2 separate regions of the Homo sapiens genome follow, and region 1 is linked to region 2. Evidence: read pairs that join two places in POLR2A ChIA-PET (ENCODE). Cell type or tissue: B cell. All regions are shown on one strand. Links, peaks and the distances in the headings refer to the core of each region. The heading gives the core; the rest is flanking DNA.

What was found. ChIA-PET counts read pairs that join two places held together with the same protein. Peaks named below come from ENCODE experiments on the same cell type or tissue, not always from the same donor. Only the 100,000 strongest peaks of a DNase experiment are listed, where the experiment ranks them.
Region 1: POLR2A ChIA-PET joins it to region 2 with 6 read pairs; 3 of 35 experiments call an interaction of 5 or more read pairs at or near these places.

The regions. Positions count from the first base shown.
Region 1 is chr2:164,892,353-164,909,292 of GRCh38, forward strand. SLC38A11 (solute carrier family 38 member 11) reads right to left here. Exons shown (of 12, transcript NM_001351537.2): 11 at 16,288-16,419; 12 at 2,002-6,378. The coding sequence ends at 6,085. It also overlaps the pseudogene RNA5SP111. Among named protein-coding and RNA genes, the nearest start is that of SLC38A11, 55 kb to the right of the region's middle. In B cell, for the core only: no CTCF peak of the experiment used is centred there; no DNase peak of the experiment used is centred there.
Region 2 is chr2:164,819,231-164,836,170 of GRCh38, forward strand. The region is part of intron 2 of COBLL1 (cordon-bleu WH2 repeat protein like 1); the gene reads right to left. Among named protein-coding and RNA genes, the nearest start is that of COBLL1, 14 kb to the right of the region's middle. In B cell, for the core only: no CTCF peak of the experiment used is centred there; a DNase peak (open chromatin) is centred at 7,469.

The DNA of each region.
Region 1 (16,940 bases), core at 8,403-12,402, 76 kb after region 2:
TAATTTTTACTTTTTCTTAGAAGATACTTTATTGTTTTATCTTCCAGCACCTAAAGATTTAAAGAACAATGTTTTTATGTGATGGGACTTGACTGTAAGAAGCCTGAACTGAATTCCTTTTTCTGGAACTGGTCTTGCTATCCTTTGGCAAAACAAAATCTAAAAAATGACAAATATATCGCTGTCACTGTTCCTTGGAAATATGTTTCCAAAGTCTTTGAAAATTTAAACTGCAAGCTGAGATATAGCTTGAGGTGTTTTTCTTAAATTGTTCCTAAACTGCCTCTTCTTCTCAGCACTATATCAAATTACTGAGCTGTCTGCTGAAGTTAAGCAAGGTGATGATTGTACCTAAAGAATAAATGCATTTGGGTTTAAAGTTTTGACTGTTTGTTTCTTTTGAAATAATATTAAATGAAGGGGATTAATATGGGTTTTCCTGCTAGGGTATAAATTAAAAGGGATTAAATACATATAAATTAGATAAATTCAAGTCATTAAATGTTTATCAAGCATCTTACATGAGTAAGATATATGAGCATACACTGGCAAAAAATAAAACTATGACATTGTCTCAGGTGTCAAGGAGCTTACATATAAGAAAAATACAAGTACATGTTTAGCGACGGAAAAGTGAAAAAAATATGTGCAGACTGGTGTGTACTTGAGTGGTTTTAAGAATATTTCAAGTAACTTCTCTGAAGGGTCTATGCATAGTAAAGAAAAACAAATAACTGAATTTAATTATCTAAGCCGGCTTGTTGGATGAATGACAACGTCACATTAAATTGCTACTTTACTGAATGACAATCATTATAGCTGAAAATATCCAATAACATAATTTGTATGGCTAGAGGTGCAATTAACCATCTTCTCTTTTATATCATAAATCTCACATCAAATACTTAAGTGTTTACCACATTTACTACATTCCAAGGTGCCACGCTATGGCTATGAAGAATAAAAAGAGGCTTTAAGACACACTCTTTGTTCTCAAGGAATTTTTAGACTGGTTGGCCGGACAAGGTTCCTTCATATAACATTATTACAAGAATTCCAGAGGAGGAAGAACTAACTTGCAGTTAGAATTGTCAGGAATGGCACATGGGGAAGACAGGAGTATTGATAGAATTTTGATGGGGGTATTGGACATTTCAGATGAAAGAATGGTAAGAATTCAGGGGTAAAAGTTAAAGGTGTACAGAGCATTTTTAGGGTAAAGAAATGTTTTAATTATGTTAGAATAAATGGTTCCTTCTGCAGTCATGAGTGATAAGGCCAAAATAGCATGTTGAGGACATATGAGGAAAGCTTTGAGTAGAGGCTGCAGAGTGAGCACATCATTCTACAAGCACAAGAGTTTCATGGAAAGCTTTTGAGCAAGCAAGTGGTCAGAAAGCATTAGTGATCAAAGCATTTGTTTAATAAGAAGATTCTTGAAGTGATGCATGAATTATCTTGGCAGGAAGAGTCTGAAGGCAGTATGCTCAGGTAAGCAGCCATCACATTAGTTAGTGTGTGAGTTAGCGTATTAGTCTATTGTCATGCTGTTGAATTTATAAAGAAAAAGAGGTTTAATGGACTCACGTTATGGTTCTATGTGGCTGGGGAGGCCTCACAATCATGGCAGAAGGCGAAAGGCATGTCTTACATGGTGGCAGATGAGAGAAGAATGAGAGCCAAGTGAAAGCAGAAACCCCTTATAAAACCATCAGATCTTGTGAGTCTTATTCACTACCAAGAGAACAGTATGGGGGAACCACCCCCGTGATTCAGTTATCTCCCACTGGGTCCCTCCCACAACACACGGCAATTATGGAAGCTATAGTTCAAGATGAGATTTGAATGGGGACACAGCCAAATCATATCATTTGGTAAGGACCAGAATCAAATGAGAGTTAGAAATGAAGAACAGAATAAATCCGGTTTTTTGTTTGTTTTTGTTTTAATGGAGCATTTACATATTACTATACATGAATTCTATCATAAAAATGCCAAAGCTAAATGTATTGATAATCTTTATTATCAATGAGCAAACATTAATGGAATGAAAAAGTGTCTTAACAAAAGACAACCATGTAAATTCTTTATCTGAATGACATTATCATTCATAACCCAGTTTTACTCATGTTCCCTATGTAATTTTCCAAGTAAGCCATTCTGCTGAGAGTTTAGTCCTTGGAAAACTTGGTGTTCTTTTGAGAAACTGATATATTTTCTTCATTCTCACAATGGCAGCCATGAAACTCAGGTAACCTTCCCTGAGTGCTGGCAGGCTCAGAACCAGGCCTGCAGCTTAACCAGCATAACTGTGTTGATTTGGGGTTGTAATCTCTATTTTCTCCCTTGTTAATTCTCCTCCCATGTCCTTTGTCATTGCTCTTCACTAATATTATTGTCGTGGTTTCTCCTCTTCTCACTGTGTCTCTAGATGATTTTTCAAAGAGGCAAAGGATAACACATTTAATATGTACCAATTGCTCTCCCTCCTACATCTCCAGCCTCATTTTCTTCCCTGAGATCTAGCATGGTATTCCTACATCTTGCTTGTATTGTGTCCCAGCCTCTAAACAGATGGCTCCATCTGGCACTTTCTTATGTCCAACTTCCAGCCTTTTTCAAACGTGGTCCCTGAACCAGCAGCAGCAGCATCACCTGGGAACTTTTCAGAAATAGAAATTCTGAGGCCCCACTCCAAGTACTGAATCAGAAACTGTGGGGGTGAAGCCCAGCAATCTGTGTTTCAACAAGGCCTCCAGGTGATTCTGACACATGTCCAAGTTTAAAAGCCACTACCCTAGACAAAGACTGGGCTCTTTTCTTTCTCTCCTGGTCTATGTGTTCTCTAGGTCACAGCATCTCTGGTCCACTCTACATATTTGCTCTGCTATCTTGGCAAATTCTTTACACATTTTTTAGAATAAGCATACATTCTTAAAAGCGCTTATTCTATTGAGGTAGCAAATTATTATCCTTGCCACAGTTAGTAAAGCATTCATGGGTACCCTCACTGATGGGTGACCTCATGGTCACTCATTGATTCATGCTTGGGCCACCTGACAACATTTGCTCCAATCAATAGCCACACCTAATTAAAAGACAGACTATTATTCCTTTCCTAAGCAAGGCTATAGCAGATAAACCAGGAGGAGACCTGTTCTCTTCAATAAATGTATCTTTAATTAAGTAGATGTGTATAGTATGACTTCAGCAGAGGACTAATTGAAAATTTCTTAGTTTGGTTAAATGGATGCAGTCTCCTTTTAAGAAAGACAAGGGGCAACAATTATTGTTTGGCATCATTGGAAATAGTCCAGGCAAGGCAGTTTACTTCTTCTCCCATCCAAGTACTAACAAGGCCAGACCATACTTAGCTTCCAAGATCAGATGAGATCTGGTGCGTTCAGGAAGGTATGGTCATAGACAGTTTACCCATTCTGATGTTTGAAGATGGTTCAAGTTAGTTTTGATAATAAAGATTCTATAATAAGTGAACAATGACTCAATTTCTAAATTACACAGATGCTATCCAACTTATATCCTTAAAGGAAGTGTATTGCTAGATGTTCTCATTTGTGTGTAAAGATGTGATTCTTGCCTACCACCACCTTTTTAAAGTTAAGAAGTGCTTTATACATTTAAGTGTATTGACAGCTTCAAAAACTGGTTTAAAACCTTCAAGTTGCTTTGTTAGGGGCAACAAGTGGCAGGGATGGAAAGATTTTCAGGGGAATCTCTTATTGAACTGAGGCAGAAAATAGATTGAGGGGTGGGGTTCTTGCAGTTATGCATGGTGGCAAAATAAGCATACAAGTATTCTTGCAAAATAAATGTGAGTTCCTAAGATTTATTAAATTATAATTTGAAAGATGTCGGTAATCCGTGCAGCTAATAACTGGGTCATAAGCAGTCTTGTTCTACAGCTGATTAAAAATAAATAAACCAATACATGTTTATTAGGCACTAATGCTGCGCTCAGTTCCTACCAGGAGCTTTCATCTACTTGAAGAGTATGAAGCAACACCAAAGTACAAGATAAGAGATGGTTACGTGCTAAATTATGTTATCCTTGACATACTTTTCTTTGTACATGCTTAGAGATCTCATCCCTCATGACTTTATTTAATAATTATGTAGGTCAGTGTTTCTCAGTCTTGAGCAATGTAATGACAGACTGTGGCAAAAATTTCTTACATTTCCTCATTTCTTACATGGAATGAAAGCATTTTTATTATATTTTACCTAAACATGTACCAATCTAAAAACAGGCACAAACTGCTTAGCCTATGACCCTTAACTATAAAAAAACAAATTTATAAGTTAAATACAGAAAAGTTACCCAACAGAATTTAAATTAATTTAATGGTAAGGATAATATTTTATTGAAAAAATAAATCACCACTAAAACCCTGAGCATGGTTCTACCTGCTAAAATGCATCTTCCTTTATGTTCAATAGGCCTTTCTCACTATGAGTCACACAGTGACTCAGCTCTTGCCACTTTATTCAAACTACTGTGAACCTACCCTTTATACACTTCCTGTAGGATTTCTTTTTGCATTTGATTTGTACAAACTCATCATATATGTATTAACTCTGCTTGTGATAGTTTCTCGTTATTTGGCAACAATTAATATAGTGCCACAGATGGACAACCTGATTGGAATACAAATGAAATGAAAATCTTAGGTGATACTTGATATAAGGAAGCCATCCAGATGGCCCCAGATTTTCATGTTACTTTTTGAAGATTGTCATACATACAAAGACACAAAGTCCTCATTAAAAAATCATTTAAAAATCCTCAGTAAACCGAGGGCATCTGTGGTGGGCACAGCTGTGTCTCCCAGATACCCCTGTAAGGAAGCATGTGGTGACAAAGCTATCAGTAGACCACCTCGAGCTCTCAGTTCCTTTAGGGTTTGCTCTGCTGCAAAGAGCTGCCTAGCCCAAGAACTCATCCTTCTCCAGATGCTCACATTAAATGACTGATGGAGGCAGCAGTATCAAAACTGGGCTATTACCCTTGAACAGGGACAACTCTGATGGGTCATGTATGCACCAGCTTCCCTGTGGATTTGGCTGAGGTCAGCCTGCACTGCAGTTCTACCTCTCCCTAACAATCCTGCTTTCCCCTCTCTCCCATTAGTTATGATAAACTCCATCTCACTATCTGCTCCCAAAGACCCAGTCAACAAGAGCTCCCAGAAATCTCTCTGAGGAACCCCCAGTGGACTGAGAAAGCTTCTTCTGTAGCCCTGATTCTTCTTACACGTTTCTAGTTTCAAAGTTCAGCTTCCAGTTGTACATTCCTGACAGCACTAAAAATCCAACAGGTCCATATCACCAATCTCTTAGGTTCTTGCCACAGAACAACTGTTTTTTGTTTTTGTTTTTTTTGTTTGTTTGTTTGTTTTTCTGTTTTAGAATGGTGCTACCATTGTATTCCCACAGCATCAGAAGATGGGAGGTGATTTTGATTCTTTACACACCTTGCTCCTCACAGCCAGTCTATGATTCAGGATTCCTCACATGGAGAGGTCTTTGCTCATTTCTCCAGGGATCCATTTCCCTTTAAACAAAGGATGCTGCTGAAATTATAACGGAGAGCTCCTCTTTGTTCTTGGGATATGTCTTCTTTTCAATCGTTTTGGGTTTCCCTTCTCTTCAGTTCCACAGACTTTTAAGGACAAAGAAAATGCCCACCCCCCACACCCCCCCACCAAAAGACATCTACACAAAATTCCAACCCACAATCACCTACTTATTTTGGAGCACAATATACTGGTTTGCATATTAAATAAAAGGGGGATGGCAGAAAATGCTAAAGGCTTAACTCTCCCTTCTTCAATTAGCATTAGTGTAGTGCAGTCATTAGAACAAAACCCTTATTTTGTTCCAGTTAAAGGTGAAATACATTCAATTTTTCTTTTCTTTATCTTTTATATTGCACTACTCATAAAAGCCAAGTCTTGATAAAAGCCAAAATAATAATTTTATATAACATAAATACAGACTAAAGCAAGCGTAAATGTTATGTGTTTTAAAGTCTATGAAAACATACATATTTTTAAAGCAGTCAACTCATTGAAAGATACTAATATTTAAAGTAGAAAGTTGTGTTGTCTGCTGAACATGAGACTCTGAGGTATTTGTGAGAGAGAAATTGTCAGGAAAGCAGTAGAACATTTCCTGCCCATGGGTGCAGTCTTGAGTATTTGTAATAGCCATGACGAATCCAAAAACCATCACCACAGCACCAATGGGAAGCATGACACAAGACATAATCTTATCGGAGTGTGTCCTTGGTTCTTCAGACAGTTTCAGATAACAGGCTGATGGAATGATAAAAATGAGGGGAGTTGCACAGAGCACACCCTGCATGTTGAAAACAAGAAACAAGATAATGTCACTAGATGGAAACATTCTTCGGACAGCTTTTAAAAGCATTTACAAAATGTGTTTTTCATGCACATGTTAAACATGTGATAGGTTCAGTTGAATCAAACAAAGGGAGGAAAAATAGTTCTAAGAAAGACTTAGAAATAGGCATTACCTTTTCCACTGGCATATTTACAAATGAAAATAATGAAATAGTATAACAGCTTTTCAGACTTAAGAAAATATTATCACAAAATAATATAGAAAATAAAGCAGATAATAGGACTGACTTCTGGCACTCTTGAAATTTCCTGTATTTTCAGTTCATCATATTTCCTTATATTCTTCACTAAAACTATTGTGTATCCACTATGCCCTTCAAACATGAATGGTCTATTTGTCATTTGTGTATAAGAAGGAAATTTTGGGAAATTGTATAGGGGCCACAATGTCTGTCTTCTTTACCTGAGCTTGTATGGAAGATGTGCCTATCTGTGTGAGAAAGAAAAACTATAACCCTAAGGCAGTTAACATGAAATAGCATTTCTAAATCCTCTTTCAAATAAAAGTAAGCACATTAATTACTGAGAAAGTTGACAGCAGAGCTAAATGACTATTACTCATTCACCCTTCCCCACATTAGCTAGGAATAAACCCAACCTAAGGAGGAATGTCAGATTTAAAATAATGGTGGTAGAATTGTCTATTATAAAAATACCAACAGCTATTGATGTCAAAGGAAGAGACTTTCCCCTTGAATAGGACTAATTCGCAATAGAAACTTAGCAAATAATATAAATGTTAACATTTAATGCATTTTAGGTAATATGTTTTTCTAATTACGTTAGATTTTAATTATAGTATATTTAACAATGTAACATACATTAAAATTTTATGACAAATATTCTCTTAAACCATAAAACATACGTTTTTAAAAAATAAATTTTATTGTGTATATTTGAGGTTTATAACCTGATGTCATAGAATACATACAGATAGTAAAATGGTTATTGTATTGAACTAACATATCTATTCATCTCACATAATTACTTCTTTGGTGATGAGAGCAACTAATATCTACTTATTTAACAAAAGTCCCAAATATAATACAATTTATAAATTACAGCCCTCATATTGTACATTAAATCTGTAGACTTGTTCATCCTACATATCTGCTACTTTGAATTCTTTGACCTACCTCTCTACATTTCCTCCCTTTGTTTCCTGCCCCTGGTAATCACAGTTTTATTCTCTTATCTCTAACTCTATATATTAGGCATTTAAAAAAATATTCCATATATAAGAGAGATCATGTAATATTTTGCTTTATGTGTCTGGCTTATTTCACTTAACGTTCTTCAGGTCTATCCATGTTGTGGCTAATGGCAGGATCTCCTTTTTCAAGGCTGAATAATATTCCATGTTACAGACAGATCTATATGACATTCTCTGTATCCATTCATACATCAATGAACACTGAGGTTGTTTCTATCTCTTCACTATTGTGAATAATGCTTCAATGAACATGGGAGTGCAGATATCTTTATGAGGTGGTGATTTCATCTTTTTTGAGTATATACCCAGAATAGAGATTCCTGGGTCATATAATGGTTCTATTTTTAATTTCTTTAGGAACCTCCATTCTGTTTCCCATATTGACTATTCCAATGTACATTCCCACCAGCAATGTACTAGGGTTCCCTTTTCTCCACACTTCTGTCAACATTTGTTATTTCTGGTCTTTTTGATCATAGCCATCCTAAAGGGTATGAAGTGATATCGCCTAGTGGTTTTAATTTGCATTTTCCTGATGATTAATGATGTTGAGCACTTTTTCGTATACCTGTTGGCCATTTTCATGTCTTCTTTGGAGAAATATCTGCTAAGGTCCTTTGCCCATTTTTTAATCAAGTTAATCATTTTTCTGCTATTGAGTTATTAGAATTATTTGTAAACTTTTTGTAGTGACCCTTTATCAGTTAGATGGTTTGCAAATATTTTTTCCCAATCTGTACGTTGTCTTTTCTTCCCGCCCTGCACCCCCTCCCCACTGCAGAGGCCTTTTAGTTTGATGTAGTCCTATTTATTTATTTTTAGTTTTATAGTCTGAGCTTTTAGTGTGATATTCAAAAAAATCATTTCCAAGGCTAATGTCAAGGAGCTTTTATTCTATGTTCTCTTCTAGGAATTTTACAGTTTTGGGCCTTACATTTAGGTATCTTATCCATTTGGAATTGATTTTTGTGTATGGTGTAAGATCAGGGTCCAATTTCACTCTTTTGCATTTGAGAATCCATTTTTCCCAGCATCATTATTGAAGACTATCCTTTCCCCATTGTGTCCTCTTGGTGATCTTGTAGAAAATTAGTTGACCCTATATGTTTGGATTTATTTCTTGGCTCTCTTTTATGTTCCATCGGTCTATATTTGTGTTTTTATGCCAGTATCATACCGTTTTGATTACTGCAGCTTTGTAATATCATTTGAAATCAGAAAGTGTGATGCCTTCAACTTTATTTTTCTTTTCAATACTGATTGTTTTTTCTATTTCTGTGAAGAATGCCGTTAGAATTTTGATAGGAATTATGTTGAATTTGTATATTGCTTTGGGTAGTATGGCCATTTTAACAATATTAATTCCATCCACAGGATATCTTTCCATTTATTTATATGTTCCATTTATTTGTGTCTTTTTCAATTTCCTTCAGCAAGATTTTATAGTTTTCAGTATACAAATTTTTCACCTCTTTGGTTAAATTTATTCCAGAGTATTTTTTGATGCTATCATAAATGATATTGTTTTCTTGATTTCTTTTTCAGCTAGGTTATTATTTGTGTATAAAAATGCTACTGATTTTTGTATGTTGGTTTTATATCCTGCAACTTTACTGAATTAATTTATTAGTTCTAACACTATTTTTGGAAGCTTTGGGATTTTCCACATATAGAATCATGTCATCGGCAAATAGAAATAACTTTACTTCTTCTTTTCCAATTTGGATGCCTTTTATTTCTTTTTGTTGTCTGATTGCTCTTGCTAGTACTTCCAGTACTATGTTGAAGAGAAGTGGCGAGAGTGGGTATCCTTACCTTTTATTGGATCTTAGGAGAAAAGCCTTCAGTTGTTTCCTATTAATTGTGATGTTAGCTGTAGGTTTTTCATAAATAGCCTTTATTATGTTGAGGACTTTTCTCTCTCTAAACTGTTAAAAGAGTTTCTATCAAGAAATGATGCTAAACTTTGTCAAATTCTTTTTCTGCATCAGTTGAGATAATCATGTGTTTTTTGTTTTCTCTCTCTTTTTTTTTTTTTTTTTGGAGACAGGGTCTCACTCTGTTTCCTAGGCTAGAGTGCACTAGCATTATCACAGTTCAGCTTTGATCTCCCAAGCTCAAGTGATCCTCCCACCTCAGCATCCTGAGTTGTTGAGACTACAGGCACATGCTACCATGTCTGGGTAATTTTTTGCAGAGACGAGGGATCACTATGTTGCCCCAGCTGGTCTCAAACTCCTGAGCTCAAGTGATCCTCTCGCCTTAGCCTCCCAAAGTGCTGAGATTACAGGTGTGAGCCACCGCACCCAGCTGTTCATGTGGTTTTAGTTTTCATTCTCTTATTATGACATTTCACAAATGTTGTTCTCTGAAATAATAAAATGTAAGTTTTTAATATATAAAATCAGTAACAAATGTAATATTACTTTACAACTAAATGCAAGCTTTTCATAAACTATGTTTTTCTAAATTTAAAAGTTAATTTGCAAGCATACACAAAAGTAGAAAGAATAGTATAATGAAATCCTATGCAACTATCACCTATGGTTTAAAAGCTTTTTGACACATTATTTTGGTAAATTTTCTCCTGGGAAAATAACAGCAAAATAAATTTGAAGTTGGATGATGTAAAATTATAAATTGTACCTTTAAAATAGCTTTAAAATAAATATATTCTCACACCAGTTAATAAAATTACTGTGTGTTTTATACAAAGCAATCTCTCCATACCAGAAATATTATGACTATGATCCCAATTATGTAACTTTTTGAATTTTTACAAAAACAAAAGTGTCCAGAGAAAGAATAGTAGGGACCACACTGCATGGAAAATATTTCCAAAGTAAGAAACATAAGAATGAGAAAATACTTAAAAATACCAAAATCATGTTCTAATTTAGAATATATGGAAAATATACTTTTGCCATTCATAGCACCTGAATACAAATTAATATCTACAAAGGTACACAAAAAATAAAAGATTAGTTGTCATATGACTAGAATGAAATATATTATGGATTCCATAGATTCTATCATAATATTTGGAATTAACAGTGCTTTTTAAGTTATGGAAGATACTGTTAACAATTGGTCTGTATTTATAACAAAAACTATTAGCCTCTGATTTCTTTAAAATAACAATTTGTGAAAACAACAAACAGTAATTCAAATACAAATGTGTGTGTGTGTGTGTGTATGTGTCTGTGTGTGTTGTAGTCTTCTCTTTGTAGTCACAAACATGTGGCTAATTCATCTGGAACTGCAGATTGTGGAAGTACTATCAGGATGAAAACTGCCCCCAGCTTCTGCTAAGAAGCTGTCATCAGTCAGCCTTTTGGTACTCTTCCAAACTTAACTTGCTGGGCAGTGCAAAGCAATGGGTGTTCTATTTATGTTATAATTCTTAAGTGTTGAGAAAGTAGCAATTAGAGGAAAGACTATATAGCTCATATTTCTACTGGAAGGATTCCAGTTGAGTATCTTGTTTAGATACCAGCTACTTTCTTGATATTTAAAAGCTCAGTCTTACTAAAGGTTGTTGCTAGAAGTCAAGATCATCAGTAAAATAATAGTGTGGTTGCATCTGATCTATTCCCTATGAATTAGTCGAGCTGATTTGATCTATTTAATGTAGACTTGCTTAAGGATACACCACTGGCTTTGGAATAATTTTTGAAATTGCTTGACAGGATGTAAAATCATAACTGCTTATTAAAAAGACAACAAAATATAGTCTAAGTTATAAAGATGGGACAGTTCTTATTAATTGATAATAACACTGTGGATGTCAGAGTATTTTGCAGTTTGCTGGAGAGAAAGGACAGAAGCTATTGAACATTTTTATTGCCAGTACAGATTGAAAAAGTGCCTGAATTTTCCTACCTGAATAGAAATTTCTCAAATGATGCAAGGAAGCTGGAAACTAAATAAAATAATGCTTATACATCTTTTAAATTTCTACTTTGTAATTAATCTAAACTCATGAAATTCACTCCAATACTTCAAAAAGAAACTCTCTCTTGCTCAGGAAGTCTTTGGCAACTGGGATTATGGCTTGCTCACCCCAAAGACTGTATTTCTTTATCTGGGCTCTTGCTGGCATTTGGCTTGCTTTCTTCCTTCCACTGTAAACCACACACAATGCTTGTTGAGCTGGTTATGCTGGCACAGGCACCAGCTGCTTCATTTTCTCTCTTTGTACTGCTGCGAGTAGAAACCCATAGGGCCCAATTACTGCAGATGCCTCTTTTCTCCAATAGCAACATTAGTGCTAAGACGCTGGATTCTTGTTACCAAGAATAGTGCTTATATTTATTTGATTTGCTTCTAAAATGAAACCTTTAAAACTTAGTGTGTGTTTGCTTTGGAAAAATATTTCATTGTTGTCTACTGACATGAAAACAAGAAAAAAAAAGGAAAGCAAGGTTCTATTTTTTAATTCAATAACTATTACCTCAATTCATTTTATTCTATATTATTTGGTGATACTAAATAGTAGCATTTCCCTAACCTTGCATGATCTGATTCATCTCATCTGTGAAGCTCATTATTCTACTTATTCAGAAGCTAAAATAAAAAAGAATTCCTAAAGTACTAAAATTGTTATCTAAGATAAAAGCTATTAACTACATTTCTAAATTACTACAATTACTAAGATGAAAGTTATTAACTAAAAATTATTAAGACAAAAACTTTTCAGTTCCATTTTATTTCATCTCCTGGTATGTTTTAACCCATTATTAAAGTCTATCCATATGTATCATAGATTACTCTTAACCTTTCTTACAGATAAACTCAATGCATAGATTTTATAACCTAAGAAAGTGGATAGAGAAATGAGCATAATTATTTTACATAATTTAAAATCTTATGCTTAGGAAATCTCAGAGTAGTGTAATGATTTAAAATGTGAGCTTTAGGGTCCAAATGCCTGTGTTCAAATCTGTATTTTTTTACTTGTAACTAGTATGACCTCAGAGTATTTAATCATGCAGTGCCTCAGTTTCTTCATCTGTCAATTTAATATAGATAAAAGGAGATGATACTGCAAAGCACCTGGTACAGAGTAAGTACTCAATACATGGTAGCTCACATTATTATTATTATTATTCTTTTTTTTTATTTTTTGAGATGGAGTCTTGCTTTGTCACCCAGGCTAGAGTGCACTGGCGCAATCTTGGCTCACTGCAACTTCCGCCTCCTGGGTTCAAGCAATTCTCCTGTCTCAGCCTCCCGAGTGGTTGGGACTACAGGCATGTGCCACCACACCCAGCTAATATTTTCTCTTTTTTTTGGTATTTTTTAGTAGAGACAGGATTTCACCATGTTGGCCAAGCAGGTCTTGAACTCCTGACCTCAGGTGATCCGCCTGCTTTGGCTTCTCAAAGTGCTGGGATTACAGGCATCAGCCACTGCGCCCTGCCCACATTATTATTATGAAGTAGAACACAGCATGCTTTAAGTTACTTCCAAAGTGTTGCATGATCCAGCGTGTATTAGTTACTAACAGACATGATGCTTGATTTGGCTCTATTAGACATGGTAAGTGTCCACACAAAAAGGAGTTGAGTAAAGATTTGAATACGTTCTTACGCACACCAAAAGACGTACTGATGTGAAAAACACTTATTCTCAGGTGGTCTGAGAATGGAGATCCTAGATTTTATTAATTCTTACAAAGTGCTTTAAAACTAGCATAATTGTCTTGGGCTATTAGGTCATAACAGACAATTTAGCACTCTAATTTTTAATGTATGTCTATATAATCAGGTTTTAAAAAAATCTAAAGATCTTGAATCATATTTTAAATTTTAAAAATAGTCCTCCAGGGCCAGCTCAGATCTTGACTTTAAAATAGATATTCACAATGTATTCTTCTATGATTATTCTTTAATACCAGAATTCTGTATTAACCAAAACAGTTTTCAATATAAGTATAATAGAGAATATTTAATATGATTATATGCCTACAATTTTGTTGTGCAAATGCCATGGAGATTAGCAATTAACTTTACAGAAAGTAATGGCTAGATTTACAAAAAAAACTCATTCCTGAAAAATGAGCAATATGTGTGCACTTGATTAACTTGAAAACAAAAAAAAATTTGTTGGGCTATCACTATGTAGTGAATGTTCAGGCAGATAATAAATATATTTTGTCTTACAACAAAATCCTAAAATATCAACAAACAAATTTGTGGACTCAAACAAGATATTTCATAAAACAGGAAAAAACAGGGCTTGGAAATCATTATGTTGATTATCTCCACAGCATAGGTGAAAGATTACTACTACTGTCAACAGCAACCATTTTTTATAACATTTCATTTCCTGGTACTACATTAAAGAAAGCATCTTGTGTCTAAGAATATTTATAGAAATAGATCCTGAACTGTAGTCCCAAGGTGCAATCACCCATGCAATAATTTCAGCACTGTGTCCTTAGCCCTGTGCCAAATACTATGGAGGAGGGAGGAGGTGGTTAAGTATTTTTGTCTTCAAAGAGCTTACCAATTGTTAGGTAAGGCAAGCTTATGGACAGCTTCAACAATACATGACACGAGATAATACATAAATTAAGTCAGCGCATTAATGTAGTAGTGATCCATCTACACAAATCAAGATTGGTATGCGAAATGATTTTTAGTGGCCCTACTAGTGTTTGGCCTATGCAAAACTGGGAAGAAGGTAAAAGTTACCTTTGACACTTGCTTACTTTCCTATGAGCTTTCCTTCCACTGTTGGTAGAATAGACAATTACCAGTCTCCTGAGGTTTTGGAAACTGCTTACTCCCCACTTTCCATTTACAAGAAAGTCCCCAGTAGGGTCCCTGACTGAATTCCCTCCTGCCTTTGTATGGAATTTCAAATCAAAATGGCCTCTGGATGACATAGTAACTTGGGCACTGACAATAATACCTTCACCTATGCCTCAATTCTCAATGAAACGAGTAAATGATGACTTGGGATCCCATCTGTATGGGTTTGCCCTCCCTGTGGTGCATGACCAATAAGTGCTAACTGGTGGGTGATTCTGATGAGAAATTCTGTAAGGATTGTAGAAGATTAGCCACTTTGTAGTGGTAGAACAACTTCCATTCCTGTCTTAGCAAATGACATCATTATTCTAGTTCCACAAAATACAACCAAGAAGTCATTCTGCCCCCTGTCTTCCCAATGGAATCTGTGTCACCAAATTATGCCAATCTTTTCTGAAAAATGTGTTTTGGGAATCCATCCATTTCCCTCTGTCTTCTTTTCTCTTTTTTTTTTTTTTTTTTTTTGAGACCGGGTCTCACTCTGTTGCCCAGGCTGGAGTGCAGTGGTGCCATCTCAGCTCACTGAAACCTCTACCTCCTGGGCTCAAGCAATCCTCTCACCTCAGCCTCTCAAGTAGCTGGGACTACAGGCACATGCCACCAAACCCGGCTAATTTTTTGTAGAGACGGGGTTTCACTGTGTTGCCCAGGCTGGTCTCCAACTCCTGGGCTCAAGCAATCCATCCACTTTGGCCTCCAAAAATGCTGAGATTACAGTGTGAGCCACCGTTCCTGGCCTCCTCTGTCTTCATCACCTATATTGCAGTTGAACTTTTATGTTTATTTGTGAGAATGCACAGGTCCTTTCTTATTGCATTCATCCTTATATTCTATTGTGTGGCACATAGTAATTACTCAATAAATATATGATCAGTGAATGTGAATAAAGGAATTAGAAGTTGCACTGGATCTTAAAGTTTTTGTAAAATTTGGACAGAAATGAAAGAAAAATAATCATTATCGGAAATAAAAAGCAGATAGGACAAAGAATAATGGAAAGAATTGATATGGCTTATTCACAGGCCAAAAAATTAGATTGACTAGAGCTGAACATAAATTTTGGGAAGTAAATGGGAAATAGTTTTACACAGAAGACAAGATGGTAGAAGCAACGGAATTTATACTTGCTCTGGTAGGAAAATGCCGATAAACTGAAAGCAGAACTTAAATACATGATAGTTGAAACAGAGCTGGGATTAATTCAACTGTGATATTATGAGGACTTCTATTTGGTTGATGGCAGTGCAGACTATAAAAGAAAGATCTGGAGAAAGAAAAATATTTAAAGAAAAAGAAATTTTGTCATAGCAAGTGAATGGATATAACTTGAATCCTTTCATATTTCTCATAAATTTCACTAGATATATTATTATTCAGCAAAGTCCAAATCCACTTAATTTATAGCTATTTTTAGTAACATTTATGTGTTATAGTAAATGAGATATGCAAAAGTACTCTAAACCAGGGTTTCTCAACCTCAGCACAATTGACATTTTGGATCAGATAATTTTTTGCTGTGAGAGACCTGCACATTGTGGGATGTATATCCCTGGCCTCTATCCACTAGAGGCCAACAGCACTGCCTACCCAGTTGTGACGACCCCATATGTCTCTAAACAACCACTACTTTAAAACTATATAGTCCCACAAAGTGCACAGAATCATCATTGAAAATATTTACTATTACAAACATATTTTGATTCCACTTCAAAAGTGACACTTTTGTTAAGGAAAATACATCTTATGTTAAATGTAATCATTATCTTTTAAAGAGAATTTTAGAGTGAAGGGGTAAATCTTTGCACGTACTCACATTGAGTTCTAGAACTATCCCGAGGCAATCAATCAGCAATGACACAAGCGTGGCTACAGTGATGACCATCACTGTTACAACAATGTGGAAAACCGATGAAAGATTCCCACCAAAAAACACATTGGCAATTACCTGCCGAATAAACAGATTATTTTGAGAGGGACTTTTAAAGGCATGCAGGATTTATTGAGGGAGTATTTTACAATAGTATTTAGGAATATATAAAATACTACCAACAAGGCTATTAATCAAATCTTAAGTCACTAGGAATGTTCTATATTTTCCAAATTACTTACATACAGACACACATATCAATAACAAGTATTCTTTGTTGAACTATTAGTCAGTGGATTATATTACAGACCTATAGTGTGGCATACCGATGTTTCAATACATGTATCTTTCAAGTACAGGAGAGACTTTGGAAAGTTATCTTATCCTTCTTTCTTGAGTCCAATAGGTTACTACTAAAACAAACTAAACATGCTATTTAGATTATTTGCATGGCCTCTAAGAAGTAGCTGTCACATTTCCCTTATTAATACTGGATGTGTAATATCCTTTACTAACAGGAAATTAATTCTGCATTAACTAATTCCTATTTGTTATAATTTAAGTCTATTTTATCTTGCCTTTCCTCAACAAAAATGGGC
Region 2 (16,940 bases), core at 5,839-9,838:
ATAATAAATGATAAAACTAGCGAAATATTTAGAACATAGGTCGTAAAGCATCAATAACTTTTACATATTAAGAGCTTTTATAAAGTCAACAAGAGAAGAATGGACATACAAACATAAAAGAGATAAAGCATAGGAAGTGAATTTATAAGGGAAAAATTAAAATTAAATATTGTAAGAGTTTCTCAAACTTATGAATATTTTAAGAGTTTGTCAAATACCTAGAAAATACAAACTTAAAATAATCAGATATTTACTCTGATCATACTGGAAACCACCAAAATTTGACAACGTAAAAAAAAATTTTTTTTAATCAAACTGAAAAATGAGAAAATGCAATGAAAGCTCAGAGATGTCAGGAAATGTGCCAAAGTGTCAAACATAAAGTGAATTTCAGGTAGGGAAAGAAACAATTGTTCAGAAACTTGTTTTACTGTTTATAATCTTGGGTCCAGGTTTTCACTGACTTTCATTTAAAATATGCCCTTAGCTTTAAAAGCTGGGAGATTTTTAAAATGTGTTTTTGTTTAGTTATTTCCACAGGGTAAAAAAGAACATGTAGTTTTTTTTGCCACTGTTTTTTTTTTGTTTTGTTTTTGTTTGTTTGTTTGTTTTTGAGACAGAGTCTCACTCTGTTGCCCAGGCTGGAGTGCAATGGCGCCATCTTGGTTCACTGCAACCTCTGCCCCCTGGGTTCAAGCAATTCTCGTGCCTCAGCCTCCCAAGCAGCTGGAATTACAGGCATCTGCCACCATACCTGGCTTTTTTTTTTTTTTTTTAATTTTTAGTAGAGATGGGGTTTTGCCATGTTGACCAGGCTGGTCTCGAACTCCTGACCTCAGGTGATCTGCCCACCTTGGCCTCCCAAAGTGCTGGGATTACAGGTGTGGGCCACCGTGCCAGCCACCACTGGGTTTTTTAACTTCATAAACTCTAAAATCTTTCTCTATTCAGAACAGTTTATTGGAGTGAGCAAAATGCTGTCATATCCTTACCCCCACTTTTGTTTTGAGACAAGGTCTCACTCTGTTGCCCAGGCTAGTATGCAGTAGAAGAATAACATCTCACTTCAGCCTCTACCTCTCAGGCTAAATTGATCCTTTCACCTCAGCCTCCTGAGTAGCTGGGACTACAAGAAAATGTCACCACACCTGGCTAATTTTCTGTATTTGTTACAGATTTGGGGTTTTGCCATGTTGCCCAGGGTGGTCTTGAAATCCTGGGCTTCGGTGATCTGCCCACCTTGGCCTCCCAAAGTGCTGGGATTACAGGCATGAGTCACCGCGCCAGGCCTGCTGTTAATTTCATAATACACAAGTACTGTCAGGAAACAATAACACTTTACAAATCTTTAAAATTATCTAGTTCTCTGAAATAACAAAATAGTAATGTATTCATACTGTTCAGCTAGCTTCAGTAAGAATACCTGCATTTATCAGAAAACACACAAGTTCAAAATGTGGGCACACTCTAGTGGGCTACCCTCTTGCATGATCACACCTTCTTCCTCCATGACTTTGAGGTTCGCACCAATTTTCAGCAGTTTATGAGCAGTGGTAACCTGGTTAGGATTCCTTAAATAAGAAAAAGTGCAACTGTGTGCTTTATGATTAAAATAATAATCTGCCTTGTTTCAGAAATGACATGGACAATTTTTTGTTTTGTTTTGTTTTGTTTTGAGATGGAGTCTTGCTCTGTCGCCCAGACTGGAGTGCAGTGGCGTGATCTTGTCTCAATGCAACCTCCGCCTCCCAGGTTCAAGTGATTCTCCTGCCTCAGCCTCCCGAGTAGCTGGGATTACAGGCATGCATCACCATGCCCAGCTAATTTTTTTTATTTTTAGTAGAGATGGGGTTTCACCATGTTGGCCAGGATGGTCTCAATCTCCTCACCTCATGATCCACTCGCCTCCACCTCCCAAAGTGCTGGGATTACAGGCATGAGCCACTGTGCCCAGCCATGGACAATTTTTAATTAGATGAGTATCCATGTCAAAATGAATGTGACCTGACATGAAGATGGCACCACAAAGCTCAAAGAACTTTGAGAGAGAACACCTTCCCACAAATGCCATCCCACTCTCCACACCCAAGAGAATTTGTGCTGTCAAGAGAACGAACCTCGTCAAAAACACAGAAAGGAAATGCATAACCTATTCAAGACACGTATTATCAACAATCTTACACATTGTTTATAATGTAATGGGATTATTTCTAGTTTACAGATGTGGAGATGTGGAAATTATGTGATTACTGGAAGACAGCATAGTGAGTGTTCCCAGTCTGTGTACAAGCGATAAAACCCAAGCCATAGATATGGGAGGAACAAAATTAAAACTATCTTCTTACACAAGAGGACTGTCTTACAGGCTCAGAGACAAGGCCTTTTCATTAGGAACCACTGCCAACAATAAAGTTTAGGGAAAGAACATATTTGGCTAGTTGGTTATTTTATTTCCTACAGGAAAAGGGAATTATTATAATATACACATTGTGTGCTCACTATCTCTGCATCTTACCTAGTAGAACCTTTTCTAATGATTAAGGGCTGAAAAACCTGCTTTCCGAGAATCATATTCCATGAATTCATGAGTTACAAAACTACTTTATTTATATTTCAAAAACGATGATCCTAAACAGAGTATCAACTACTAACTTACTGAATAGAAACTGAGAGTGGTGAGCTTAAACCAATCTTGTTAACTTTTCCTATGGCTGATGTCCAAAAACATTAATAACTTAGCTACAGACATTTAATCACTAAATGAAAATCATGGTCCATAAGGTTTATTACTTTGTCAATATTTCATGGCTTTACATATAAATGCTTCCAATTAATACCCACGAGCCTAGGTAATAGATAAGTAATCCTCAATTTCAGATGGAAAACAAAAACACAGAGTCAAAGACATTTATTTGTCCAAAATCTCATAACTGTTCAATGTCTGAGCCAAGATTCAACCACAGGTCCCCCTAAAATGACACACCAGTGACCCTTGGACTATTTCCAGTGTCTCCTAATTGTCACTGTTCATAATAAGTCACACGTTTAAGGCAACAAAGGTAACTGCTAGAGTCTGGTCAGATGAAGAATAACCTCCACTGCTGTCTGATGTCAAACTGGCAGCTCTGCCTCTGTGTCTGCTGAGCTGGGGGCCCTGGGAGCCCCAGGCAGGGAAGGGATTGACCAAAGCCAACCACCTCTTGCTGCCTCAGAAATGTTCCCCATATGCCTTCTGGGTTGTTGGCTATTCCCTTTGGCATCTCCCTGGCCCTTGCAATCCACTGCCCCTGACGAAGGTAGTATTCTCCAAGTCTTGCCATTAATTATCTCAAGCTGGGAAGGTCAGGTTTGAAACTTGGCTCTGGTCAAGAGAAGTTGATGTTAACTTCCCAAAGTCTAATGAGATGAACTAATCTCAGGGAAAATTTCAATATGGGTAGAGAGAAGGTATATACACATTTACATGCTCCACAGTCATGTAAGCTCTCTGAAAAGATTATATTATATTATTATTATTATTATTATTATTATTATTATTATTATTATTATTATTTTGGAGACAGAGTCTCACCCTGTTGCCCAGGCTGCAGTGCAGTGGTGCAATCTCAGCTCACTTGCAACCTCCACCTCCCAGGTTCAAGCGATTCTCGTGCCTCAGCCTCCCAAGTACTGGGATTACAGGCATGCACCACCACACCTGGCTAATTTTTGTATATTTAGGAGAGACGGAATATTGCCATGTTGGCCGGGCTGGTGAAAAGTTTTATTAAGACATCTTATGAACCAAACATAAATTCATCCAAGGAACAACAAAAAAAAAGTATTTGAAATTGCATAATAAGTGGCATTTCAGAGATTTGGACTTTCCTTATTTTAAAACAGTGAGAGTATTGTTTACACTGCCCTGGTGGTTGTTCAAAGATGTGTATTTTTAATAAGATTCAATCATGTTTTCATTACGAGCAGTTACATTACTCCGTAAGTATAATTTCCATATACTGTATAGTAATATTTTCAATACAATTGGCTGCTAGTGACCAGCACAGTATCTGACGCATTGTTTATTTAACAAATACTTACTGAAAATCAACAAACTGTTGATTCAAGACTTCTTTTTCTTCTTAGAATGGGTTATTGATTAAATGGCTTCAAACCCAATCCTCTACAACTAATCTAACTCTCCCTGTTAAATCGATCCCTGTCCACAGGCCCAGTTTCTTCACCCTTCAAGGAGACTGCAAACTTCCAAACCTCTTACCCTCCTTCACCGCAGCAAAGATTAATAACCAGAACTCCTCATGTGTCCAAGCTTCTCCAGTACAGCCTGGTGAGCACCAAGGCTATACTTGAATAATTGCATACCCCTGAACTAAGTGTATAATTATACACGCAGACACCTAACTTACCAACTCATTCTCATAGATGACTTCTCGTTTTTTCCCCTGAGAACATCCCCTCTCTGGCATGTCTCTCCCATGATTGCCAATCACAGGGGATCTTATACATCTTATACAGATTTCTCAAAAATTTGTGATGGCTTTTACTGTTTCTAGCTGTGTAACAATCCCTGGGGTTGGTATCCTCACTGCTGCAGGATCTGTAACCTTTCAGTTCTGGAATCACCTTCACCCAAACGGAAAACTTTCACATCTAATGATTTCATTGGAAACTGCAGAAATGTTCAACAGGTGAAAGGTTGAAAAAAATGCAGAACACACATACACACACGGTTTGCTATGCAAATATTTCAAAACACATTTTTAAATGAGTTTCAAATAATTAAAATAGCCTATAATATAATCCTGAAGAAAAAGGAATATATAAATAGTATACACAGTTAAAAGCCTAAATCCTTATTAAATAGTCTAGGGCCGGGCGCAGTGGCTCATGCCTGTAATCCCAGCACTTTGGGAGGCCAAGGCTGGTGGATCACCTGAGGTCAGAAGTTCGAGACCAGCCTGATCAACATGGAGAAACCAAGTCTCTATTAAAAATAAAAAATTATCTGGGCATGGTGGTGTATGCCTGTAATCCCAGCTACTTGGGAGGCTGAGACGGGAGAATTGCTTGAACCTGGGAGGTGGAGGTTGCAGTAAGCGGAGATCTCACCATTGCACTCCAGCCTGGGCAACAGAGTGAGACTCTGTCCCAAAAAAGAAAAAAAAAAAAAAGTCTAGAAGGATGCAATCTATCCATAGCATTATCTAAAATATATCTGAAAAAACAATGATTTCAAGATATTTATTTGGGATAAATAAATTGGGAAAGCGTTACTTATTAAGTTTCCATTTTGAAAGTCCATTATGCACGTTCACATATTAAAATCTCTGGGAAAGTCTGGAGAGAAGAAAACAGTTTAACAGTTTTAACTTTTTAAAACCTACACTTTCCCAAAGTTATGTGACCATGGGAGTTGTTTTTACAGACAGCATGTTAAATTATAAATCAGAATACATCTTAAGAAAGGCTGAAATGCAAGTCAATTGTGTTATTTATCTCTAGGTGGCTTGCAAAATTATTTTTCTTTACATGTTCCTATTGCTTTCAAACATTCTGTGACAAGCATGTTTATTTTGTAATTGGAAAAATATTAAAAATACAAAAAAAAGTGTTCAGTTCCATTTAAGATCACTCTTGCTATTTCTTATCTTACTGGCTTTGTCAGTAAAGCCAGTCTACAAGTTGTCTATAAGTTGTCAAAAAGCAAAGTGGTCAAGCAAATAGATTCCAAATGACATCTGGATTCCAGGCTCATATCTACCACTGCCTGGCCACATGACCCCAGACAAGTCATACCTTAAGCTGCAGTTTCCTCTTCTGTACAATCTGGATAACATCTACATCTACTGGATGTGGGTTGGATGTGACCATTAAATATAGCAACATGTCATGCATTTAGCACAGTACCTGGTGAATCATAAATGCTCATTGCTTGCATAACCAGAGTCCTGTAAGCCACTGGTCACTGTTCTTAAATTACTGTGACCCTGATACTTTTAATTAGTGGAAATTTGAATAAATTTACAAATATTCATTCAATCTCTGAAGCAATTAAGGCTCCATATTATTTTATATACTACTTGTGAAACATATTTATTATAAGGTAAATTTACCAGGAGCACCCTGATGCTTAAGAAACTTTCCAAGTGCAGAGTTTATGCATGGTTATAATTTATTCTACCTGAAAATTTCCATTACGTTTACTTAGGAAAAAAAATAGATCTTAATTATGTTGAGATTTTGATAGCAGCCAATTGCATTGAAAATATTGCTGTACAGTACATGGAAATTATAGAACAAAATCACTTTCTTCTTACATCAAAACTTAACCTGCAAGAAAATTTTTTAAAGTTTCTATATTACAACAAGCAGCGAATCCAGAAAAAAATACAAATCAATAAATCCATTTGACTGTATTTACTCTATTAAAAGCTTTTAGTCAAGGGTGCGTGAGGCTAATTTTCAGACTATGCCATCATGCTGCCACCATAGCTGAAAGAGTTACAGCTTTAAACAACCTGAAACAAATGCCACTCACTCTTATCCCCTGTACTAAGTGATGTGGTTGCAGTCATCCTGAGAGATGGAGGAGTCAGAAGTTATAGATTCCTCTTGCTCTTTTCAATAACTGAAGTCAGCTTCTTGACAGTTTTACAGCATTTGTGGTAAAGTATAATACCTCAATTTCTTGTTTACAGGAGGTAGGAAATCTGATTTTAATCCATGTGTAAAAAAAGTATATTCAATATATGATAACCTATGATTAGAATGGGTGTCTCAAGTTCCTACCTCCTCTTTGAGTAATGATGCTCGTGTATGACTTTACCATAGAAAATTTTCAGTCACTGCATATCAGTCTTAACAAAATCAAAGAAATGCAGTTAGAGTTACTTTCATCTTACATAAGAGAAAAGTGAAATATTCACCAGAATGGTGAAGCGAGGAAGTTACAATCACCTTGGTAGCATATTCCTAATCTCAGTGGGGGCATTTTTCTCCTCTAAAAGGGAATGTGATTTTCATTGAGATTAGTACACATTTTGCATTCAATGTGCCAAGAACAAGTTCCCTGCATCTGGCACAAGAAGTTTCACAGTGGACTTATGAACTTTCTAACCAACTTCATCCTCCACTTCCTGGGAGAGGCAAATGAGAACAGGGAGTGTACTGTCCTTCACTGGTTTCAAAATAGTACAATAATGATGTCCACATCACAGTCGCCTGTTTTCTAGCAATGTAGATAATATTTAAGATTTCACAAACATAAGCCAAATGCCTGGCATATACTGGTATTATTTTCACACTTTCATTCTGTATTACTATCCTCTTCCACAATAGAAGAAACTGTGGGTTAGAGAGGGGAAACAGTGCCTAAAGCCAGTAAGTGGCAGAGCACAGATGGAGGTCCAGGTCCTGTCTCCAAGCTCACTCTACAGTAGCTGCCTGCCAAGTGCTGCTATCTGACTTCCTGCTGGACCAGTTTTATTTGAAACCAAAACTAATGCTGTTAAATGCCAGAGTGCCAAGTGCACTGTTTCATTGCATCAGACAACTGTAAGGCAGCCGGCAGAGTTAAATGTAGAGTATTAGGCTTACTTAAAATGTTTTATGGAATACTTGATCCCATTAAATGATCATTTCTTTAAAGTTTTTTGTCTTTGTTTCGTTTTTTTTTTTGTTTCTCTCTCTTTTTTGTTTTGTTTTGTGGGTTTTTTGTTTTTTGTTTGTTTGTTTGTTTGAGACAGGGTCTCGCTCTATCACCCAGGCTAGAGTGCAGTGGCATGATTTTGGCTCACTGCAACCTCCACCTCCCTGGTTCAAGAGACTCTCGCTCCAGAGCCTCCAGAGTAGCTGAGATTACAGGCATGCACTACCATGCCTGGTTATTTTGTATTTTTAGTAGAGACGGGGATTCCCCATGCTGGCCAGGCTGGTCTCGAACTCCTGAACTCAAGTGATCCACCCACCTCGGCCTCCCAAAGTGCTGGGATTGCAGGCATAAGCCATCATGCCCGGCCCATTTCTTTAAGGTTTTTCTCATGGTAAATTCTGGCTTAGAATTTCATCTTATATGGGAATAATGTAAAATGTCGATTTGTTGCCAAAAACATTTATTTTTTTAAAAAGGACAAATGTGATTTCTACCATAATATTTGCAGTTTTGTAACCATTTTGAAGAGTAACACTCAAAAAACACCGGGAAGAAAGAATAAAAGAATACTCATACTTGTTTTTCTTTCCTATGTGCCCACATGACAATTGGATTTCTTGCATTTCTGAGACCTCTAAATTCTCATCTTTTCTTTCATGAGCTAGAAGAAAACACCTTCCATTATTTGGTCTTATTCTTCAGCTCATTATTGTTCACATCAAAAGACTAATGTCCTCTACCAAGTGAAGTCTGGAATCAAAATAGCAAGGCAATTGACAATTTAGATTTCAGGGTGTTGACACAAATGAGTATGAATTCTTATGTACTAGTCACACAATTAATGACTATTTCACTCTCAAACGTACAACCTGTTCTATAAATAAAATAGCACTCTGCTGTAATTATTCAAATGGGGATATTTAGGTTGTAAAAAATAATATACCCTTTATGTCTTGTTAAACAACCTTGCCCGTGATGGACAAAGTTTTTGGTTTCTCTAGATATAAAATGAAAATGTTATTCAGAATTTTCACTTATATAGTACTCTTAATGAAATGCACATTTCTTTCAAAAATACTATGGCAGGGAATAATCCTAAATGAGAAGCTCAAACCAAGAATGGAATTTTATAATAGAGTGCTGAGAGGTATAAAATAGTAATTTTAATGGTGTGGTATTTAATGGTGTCTTAATAACAATTCGTTGGTTAATGGCTATAAAAATGAATATTAATTACTCGGTTCAATACTCTGCATAACTGAGCTCCTATCGTTCCAATGGACAAGTAATTTGTCTCCATCTCCAACACTGACTTTTTGCTTGAGTTCACACAAACTCAAATACCACCTATCCAATAACTGATCATTGTTTCTAGGTATATGTGGAAATGATATTAAACCCTGCAAGTTACACAAAAGAAGGAATAAAGAATATGGCCTTTTCCTTTTAGGGTTTCACAACAAATTGTAAACTGCATAAAGGTTATTAAAATGACAACTCAATAGCAAAGGGTGAGTGAGGGGAATAAACCTAAATATCTATCAATAGGAGACTGGTTATATAAATTAAAATTCATCCCTACAAAGATATAATACATAGCTAGAAAAAAAATAAAGCTCTTTATGTAATAAAATGGAATAATTACAAAGTAGATTGTTAAGTAAAAAAGCAACGTATGAAGCAGCACTCACTGTGTATAAAAAAGGGAGAAATTATATACGTACACCCACTTGCTCATGAATATAAGGAGATGCACTAACCATACAGTAGCCACTACACACATCAGGCTCTCAAGCAACTGAGACGTGGCCAGCGTGACTAAGAAACTGACATTTTAACGGAATTAATTTACATTTCAAATCTGACTTGGCATAAAATATTTTTTTGTTAAAGACAACTTTATTGTTTTGAAAGACTTAGAATCATATAACCATGTGTCATGTAATATGTTACTTACATTAATTTTTTAATGTGGCTCCTAAAATATTTAAAATTGCATTTGTGGCTTATAGTTCCATTGGACGGTGCTAGTTTAGAATGCTACCAGGATTCAAAAGAACTCATAACACTGATTGCCTCTGTGAAGGAAGTGGGTGACAGGAACCAAGATGCTAGAAGGAGATGTCTCACCATTTTGTCATTTTTCTCTTTTGCTTTTTGTGACATTTGAATATGTTGCCTATTAGAAAAATAACGAATAAATAACATGACCCATAAATACCACTGGAAAGAACTGTCATCAGCACAACCATCAGTTTAATTTTGGATGAAATATTTTCCCCCACAATCAGATATGGTACTTTTGAAGGGGTTATATATAGTCTTTGGCAGAAAACACTTCATAATAACCTAAGATCACAGAAGTGCTCCACAAACAGTACCCGAGTTACAAAGTGAATACAAGCGATCACAGCCTTCAAACTGCTTGTTTAGTGGCAATACAGTCCAGCATTAACACAGCAGCCTCTTCTTCTACCATCAGAAACTGTTCTGCTTTTATTTTCCCACTCACTAAATATATTTTGCTTGTTTTCTTCTTTCATCTTCATCCACATCCCCAAATAAAAACACAATTATTCTTACATTTCCATTTAGCAAAGCATGCATCTACTTAGCTAACTAAAGCAAAAAAATAAAAATAAAATTCTCCCCTTGAAGAGAACTCCATGAAATTTAATTTTTTTCCATGAAGCAGTAGTGTAAATACATAAGCAGATCACAAAGGGCAAAGGGAAAAGAAGGAAATATATATCATATACACAACTGAAAAATAATATATTTAAATACAAATGAAATATCAAATTGTATATGAACAGGGGGTATTACCCCAAATCTCCCAGATTTTCCAGTTTTATTTTGAATATAAATACTTTAAAATTTTTTTCTTGAGATAGCCAATTATAGAGCTTCAGATGCATATACAATGAAAACTATTTAATTAGCAGTGTCAAATTTCAGAAGCTGGCTGGTTCCCTAAGGTTTAAGAATAAAGGCATCTCCCTTCTCAAATCCTAAATGGTCTCCTCCTTTTCTTGCACTCCTTCCACTTCCATAAGAATGTTTGACATAGGTCCATATTGGTGTGACATAGATCCACATTCTGAAAAAAAGAGAGTCCTAGGGCCATGGTGATAATGGGTACAAAACCATCCACAATGGTTCAGCCACTGAGTGGCAACTAAGCAGAGACGAGTTCCTCAGTATAAGTAGTAGTAAAAGATGCTGACCATGGAATTAAATCATTTCACTGTACTACTCACTCCCTGCTTCCTAAACTGTACTTCTTGGTGCCCCAAGGCTATTCCTTTAATACCATTGGTATTTGTGGTACCTTTGTGTTCAAACCCTTCCAAATATCCATGGGATGCCAGAAAGTCGGTCTCTACCTTACCTACGCTTTACAGTAATATATGGAAACTGTGAATGTCCCAAATCCAAGACATTCAAATCCCCCATTGCTATCAACAAAAAAGAATGGATTTGGGTGATCAAAAATTGTAGTACATATTCAAAATCCTCAGATAATTTTTAGAACTGCCACTAACTCAAACATGCATAACCTTAGTGTACTAAATGATACACAAAAAATGAAAATCTCAAAGTGTTGCACCCCACATATATATACGAATCTTGAATTTGATTAGAAAGCTATAAAAATTCTCCTAAATTTAAGATTATACTACTTATAACCATGTAACTAAATTAGCATTGGAAATATATTTCTAGATTTCACAAGAATACGAGCACAAACTTCAGGACTATATTTTCTTAGCATCATCTAAGAGTGAATTTACGACATACTTCTACATAGAATCACAGACATACAGTATGAATTACTCTGGAATATTGTTCGTTTCAGATCAGATTATATTTCAAAATGATGTATGGTAAAGTGAAGTAAACTAGAAGGTGGAATAGATTCTAGATATAAAATTCATCCCAATTCAAATGTGAGAGGAAAAATGAGTATATTTCCTCTTTTCAGATTACTAGCATTAAATATTTTTCATTCAATCAAAGTCAAATCTCACTTTCCTAAAGGGAGGAACAAAGTTCATAGGTAATAATCACAATAAAGCTTACCCACTTTCAGAGAAAGAGGAAACTGAAAAGACTGATATCATAGGATCACAAGCATTTAAAATTTTGTTTTATTTTTGGCAGGGCACAGTGGCTCATGCCTATAATCCCAGCATTTTGGGAGGCCAAGGCGGGTGGTTCACCCAAGTTCAGGAGTTCGAGATTAGCCTGGCCAACATGTGAAACACCATCTCTACTAAAAATACAAAAATTAGCCAGGCATGGTGGCTCATGCCTGTAGTCCCAGCTACTCGGAAGGTTGAGACAGGAGAATCACCTGAACCTGGGAGGCAGAGGTTACAGTGAACTGAGATCAAGCCACTGCACTTCAGCCTGGGCAACAGAGTGGGAGTCTGTCTCAAAAAATAATAATAAAAATAAAAATAAATTTTAACATTTAAAATTTTATTAAATTTTATTTTAAATTTTATTTAAATTATCTAGTAGGGATCATTTAAATTTTACTTAAGTTATCTAGTAGAATAAATATTTAAATAATATTTAAATATTCTTTTCAGCTGCTGATGTTTTTTTCTACCACTTTCAGCTTTGCTCTCCTGAAGCACAGAAAAAATATTTTTTTTTGCTTTAAGTTAAAGCACCTAGCTGCCATCTGGAAATGGGGAACAACACATTTTATGTGGGAGCAAGAGACAGGAAGAACCCACTCCCACAGTGTAGCAGGACAGTTTGCTGAGGAGTCTGCCACCAATAACTGAATCACGGATACCTGAGAATTATGGGAGCTGCCACAGACCAGGAAATACAGGTATTGTCCTATAAGACAGTGACCCTGTCTCTTTCCTAATTCTGTTAAAGCAGTAATACAGCAAGTGACTATCAGGCATAAAAAAAAGAGAAAGAGTTGCTCTACCCTCGGACACTTCCATTTTGTGTGTAACTTGCATTCATCTTAGCACAAAGGAGAAAATGAATTCAATGACTCCTGTAATTATCTTGATTACAGTTAACTGGCCTAGAAACTGTGGCACAGCCAATCAGGTCTGGGAATGGTAGGATAGTAGTCATTTTCCTGTTTAGCAGCTCAATTTCCTGTTTTTCCAGCACATCTCAATCAATACACAACTGTAGTAGCTATTAAAACTTTGGCTTCAGCCCCCGCTACTCCCCTTGGGCTCATCTAATACTTCCTCGCTTCCATTTCTCCAGAAATAGTACATGTGCATGTGCATGAAGGCAGATTCGAGAGATGGAATCCTCAAGGAATGTCGATAAATGTCTCACCTAGATTTGAGCATCTTAACTCTACTTCCTTAAAAATATATGTTGTTGTAATTACAGAAGCTATGATGTAAAGCTTTACTTTAGGCTATAAGGTAAAATGGTGTATTTAATTTTTAAAAATATACCAGAATACCTACCAATTACTTGGTGTTAATCCCTCAAATTAATCACACTGAGAAACAATGTAATTTTTCTAATGATTAATATTATTTTAAAGACATATTCTGATGCCTTAGCATTCGATCCTATTTAAAGTCAACCTACACATCATATTTAAAAAAATCAGATTTTATAAGTACAGCCATATTTTGAACCCAAACTACTATATAACTCAGCTTCTTATTCAACCACATTTCAGAGGCTTGCTTCTGAAACACTTTGGCTATTTTCAAATATGTGGTATTTTTACACCTTTATGTACAAAGGAATTTTCTACAAGTCTGAAGTCATTACAAAAGAAAACCTCTGTCCTATTAAACCATACTTTTAAAAAATAATAATTGTTTATATTACTCCTGCAGCTCTGATTTCAATTGAGGAATTAAAAACTACAAATGGCCCAACAAATGGCTCACACCTGTAATCCCAGCACTTTGACAGGCCGAGGCGGGCGGATCACCTGAGGACGGGAGTTTCAGACCAGCCTGACCAACAAGGAGAAACCCCGTCTCTACTAAAAATACAAAATTAGCCGGGTATGGTGGCGCATGCCTGTAATCCCAGCTACTCGAGAGGTTGAGGTAGGAGAATTGCTTGAAACCGGGAGAGGGAGGTTGTGGTGAGCCGAGATAGCGCCATTGCACTCCAGCCTGGTCAACAAGAGTGAAACTCCATCTCAAAAACAAAAAAAACAAAAAACAGAACACTACAAACCCGGCACGGTGGCTCATGCCTGTAATCCCAGCACTTTAGGAGGCTGAGGCGAGTGAGGCGAGAGGATCTCTTGAGGCCAGGAGTTTGAGACCAGCTGGACAACATCTCTCCAAAAAGTACAAAAATTAGCTGGGCATGGTGGCACATGCCTGTAATTCCAGCTACTAGGGAGGTTGAGGCGAGAGGATCACTTCAGCCCAGAAGGCAGAGGTTGCAATGAGCCGAGATTGTGCCACTGCACTCCAGCCTGGGCCACAGAGCAAGACCCTGTCTCAAAAATAAATAAATAAATAGCTACAAGCTACAAATAGAACTAAGTGTTCAACTTTCTATGAGTTGAGCTTAATAGGCCATTTCTCCTGCCTTTACATTTTTTTTTTTTTTTTCCTGAGACGGAGTCTCACTCTTTCGCCCAGGCCGGACTGCAGTGGCGTTATCCCGGCTCACTGCAAGCTCCGCCTCCCGGGTTCACGCCATTCTCCTGCCTCAGCCTCCCGAGTAGCTGGGATTACAGGCGCCCGCCACCACGCCCGGCTAATTTTTTGTATTTTTAGTAGAGACGGGGTTTCACAGTGTTAGCCAGGATGGTCTCGATCTCCTGACCTCAAGATCCAACCACCTCGGCCTCCCAAAGTGCTGGGATTACAGGCGTAAGCCACCGCGCCAGGCCGACAATTCCAATTAAAGCACTTCGCCAAAATGCTCCAAAATTCAACTCCACAGATTTCTTACATCTAAAGTAAACAGTTTTAAAATATTTAAATTTATAAACAGTATAGTGAACTTAAATTAAATGAAATAAATTACCCATGCTCACTCTATCATTTTTCTAAAGACTAGCCAATCTTTGAGAATCTTTTCCAAAGGATTCATTCCTCAGATATGAAGTTTGTATTCAAAACTGAAGACGTTTGGCCTTTTATAAATAGTCATGGGAAACTTCTTTCTCTCATACTTTTAGTTTGTTTTTACTGTAGCAGATGGGGGAAAAAATTTAGCACAGCAAAGTCATAAAAAAAAGTCTCATAACAACTATCATACTAATATTAGAACACCAAAAGCTTGAGTATATGAGTATCTTGAACAACAACAATAAAAATACTTGCTGGAAATTATAAAGACATTTTGACTTTTAGACTCAAAAAACTGGATAAGAACTCCTTCTACCTTTGGTCCATTTCCTCCTAGGCACATTCGTTTCTAAATATCTTCTTAATTATATCAGTCATTTTTTCTAAAGTTTCTCTGGCACAGAAGTCTGGAATTCTCTTTAAAATATATTCTAATATCTTATAAATGTTAAAAGTCTAAAATGTGTGCCAACAGCCAAGTCTAGTCTTTACTTGAAAAAGGAATCAATCACCAATCTCCATTCTGCAAAATCCCCTAGTATAAGATATATTTCACTCCATACAGATAATAATTTTGTTTTAACTGACATTTCAGTTAATACTTAGAAGTCTCCTGTATGCAATAAATTTTTAATTAAACAATTACTAGTTTATTTACTGATCTTATAAATTAGGCCAGTGGGTCAGCAAACTTTGTCTGTGTAGAGCCAGAGGGCAAATATTTTTAGCTTTGCAGGCCATATGGTCTTTATCTGGACTACTCAACTATAATGTGAAAGCGGTTGGAGGATAATATGCAAATGAGCATGGGTGGCTGTTTGCCAGTAAAACTCTATAAATACAGGTGGAGGATAACAGATTAACATCCAGAATATATACAGAATTAAAACAGATTGAAAAACAAAGGACTTGAACAGATATCTCTCCAAAGATGATTTACAAATGGCCAATGAAAAGGTATTCAAAATCACTACACATTAGGGAAACAGGAATCAAACATGCAATGAGATACTACCACATACCCATTAGGATAGCTGCTACAGGGAAGGGGGGCTCTATAACATAAACGTTGGTGAAGAGAATTGGAACCTCATGTACTTTTGGTGAATGTAAAATGGTACAACCACTGTAAAAAAAAACAAAACAAAAAAAGAACAAACAAAAAACAGTATGGCAGTTCCTCAAAAAAATTAATAAATAAAACTGCTATATGATCCAGACTTTCTATTTCTAACAACACACCCAAAAGAACTGAAAGTAGGGTCTTCAAGAGGTATTTGTACACCCATGTTCATAGCAACAGCACTATTCACAATAACTAAAATGTGAACACAACCCAAGTATCCACTGATGGATGGATAAGCAAAATGTGATCTATACATACAATGGAATATTATTCAGCTATAAAAAGCAATAAAGTACTGATATATACTACAACATGTATGACATTATGTGAAATAAGCCAGTCAAAAAAAGACAGACTTTGATCTCACTTGTAAGAGGTACCTAGAGTAGTCAAAATCAGAGACAAAGTAGAATGGTGGTTTTCAGGGGCTGGAGAAAGTGGAATGGGGAAGTTATTGTTTAATGGGTATAGGGTTTCAGTTTTGCCAGATGGAAGGAGTTATAATGATGGAAGGTGGTGATGGTTCAACAATATGAATGTGCTTAACACCACTGAACCATGCAGTTAAAAATGGCTAAGATGGTAAATTTTATGCTATGCATATTTTACCACAATGGAGAAAAAGGGGGATAAAAAAGCAGGTAGAGGGCTGTTTTGACTTTCAGGACATAGTTTGCTGACCCATAAGTTAGGCTGTTGCATTTTAAATTCTAAGCATAGACATAATGTTTTAAGCCAGTAACAAAGTACCATTTATACACTAACATCATGTTCATTTTATTCCTACAGATACATATAATTTCTGTAGTGAAGTTCTTAAGATTAGAAGCCTATTTCCCAGTACCTAGAAAAATATGTTTTATATAAAGTAAGAGTTCAGGAGTTTTTGACTGATTAATTAAAAGTAGTTGTCTTAATAACATGAAGTTTGGCATTTATTATTATATTAACACATCTGGCGTTTCAGTACAAATATAAGGTCATAATATTGTTATTCAATATCCTCTAACTCATGTAGAGGTAATTGATTTTGAAGGGCAAGTATAGCATTTTTAATAAATAATTTCATTTTTGTTATTCAGTAATCAAAAATCCTACTTTTGAAATATTGTTA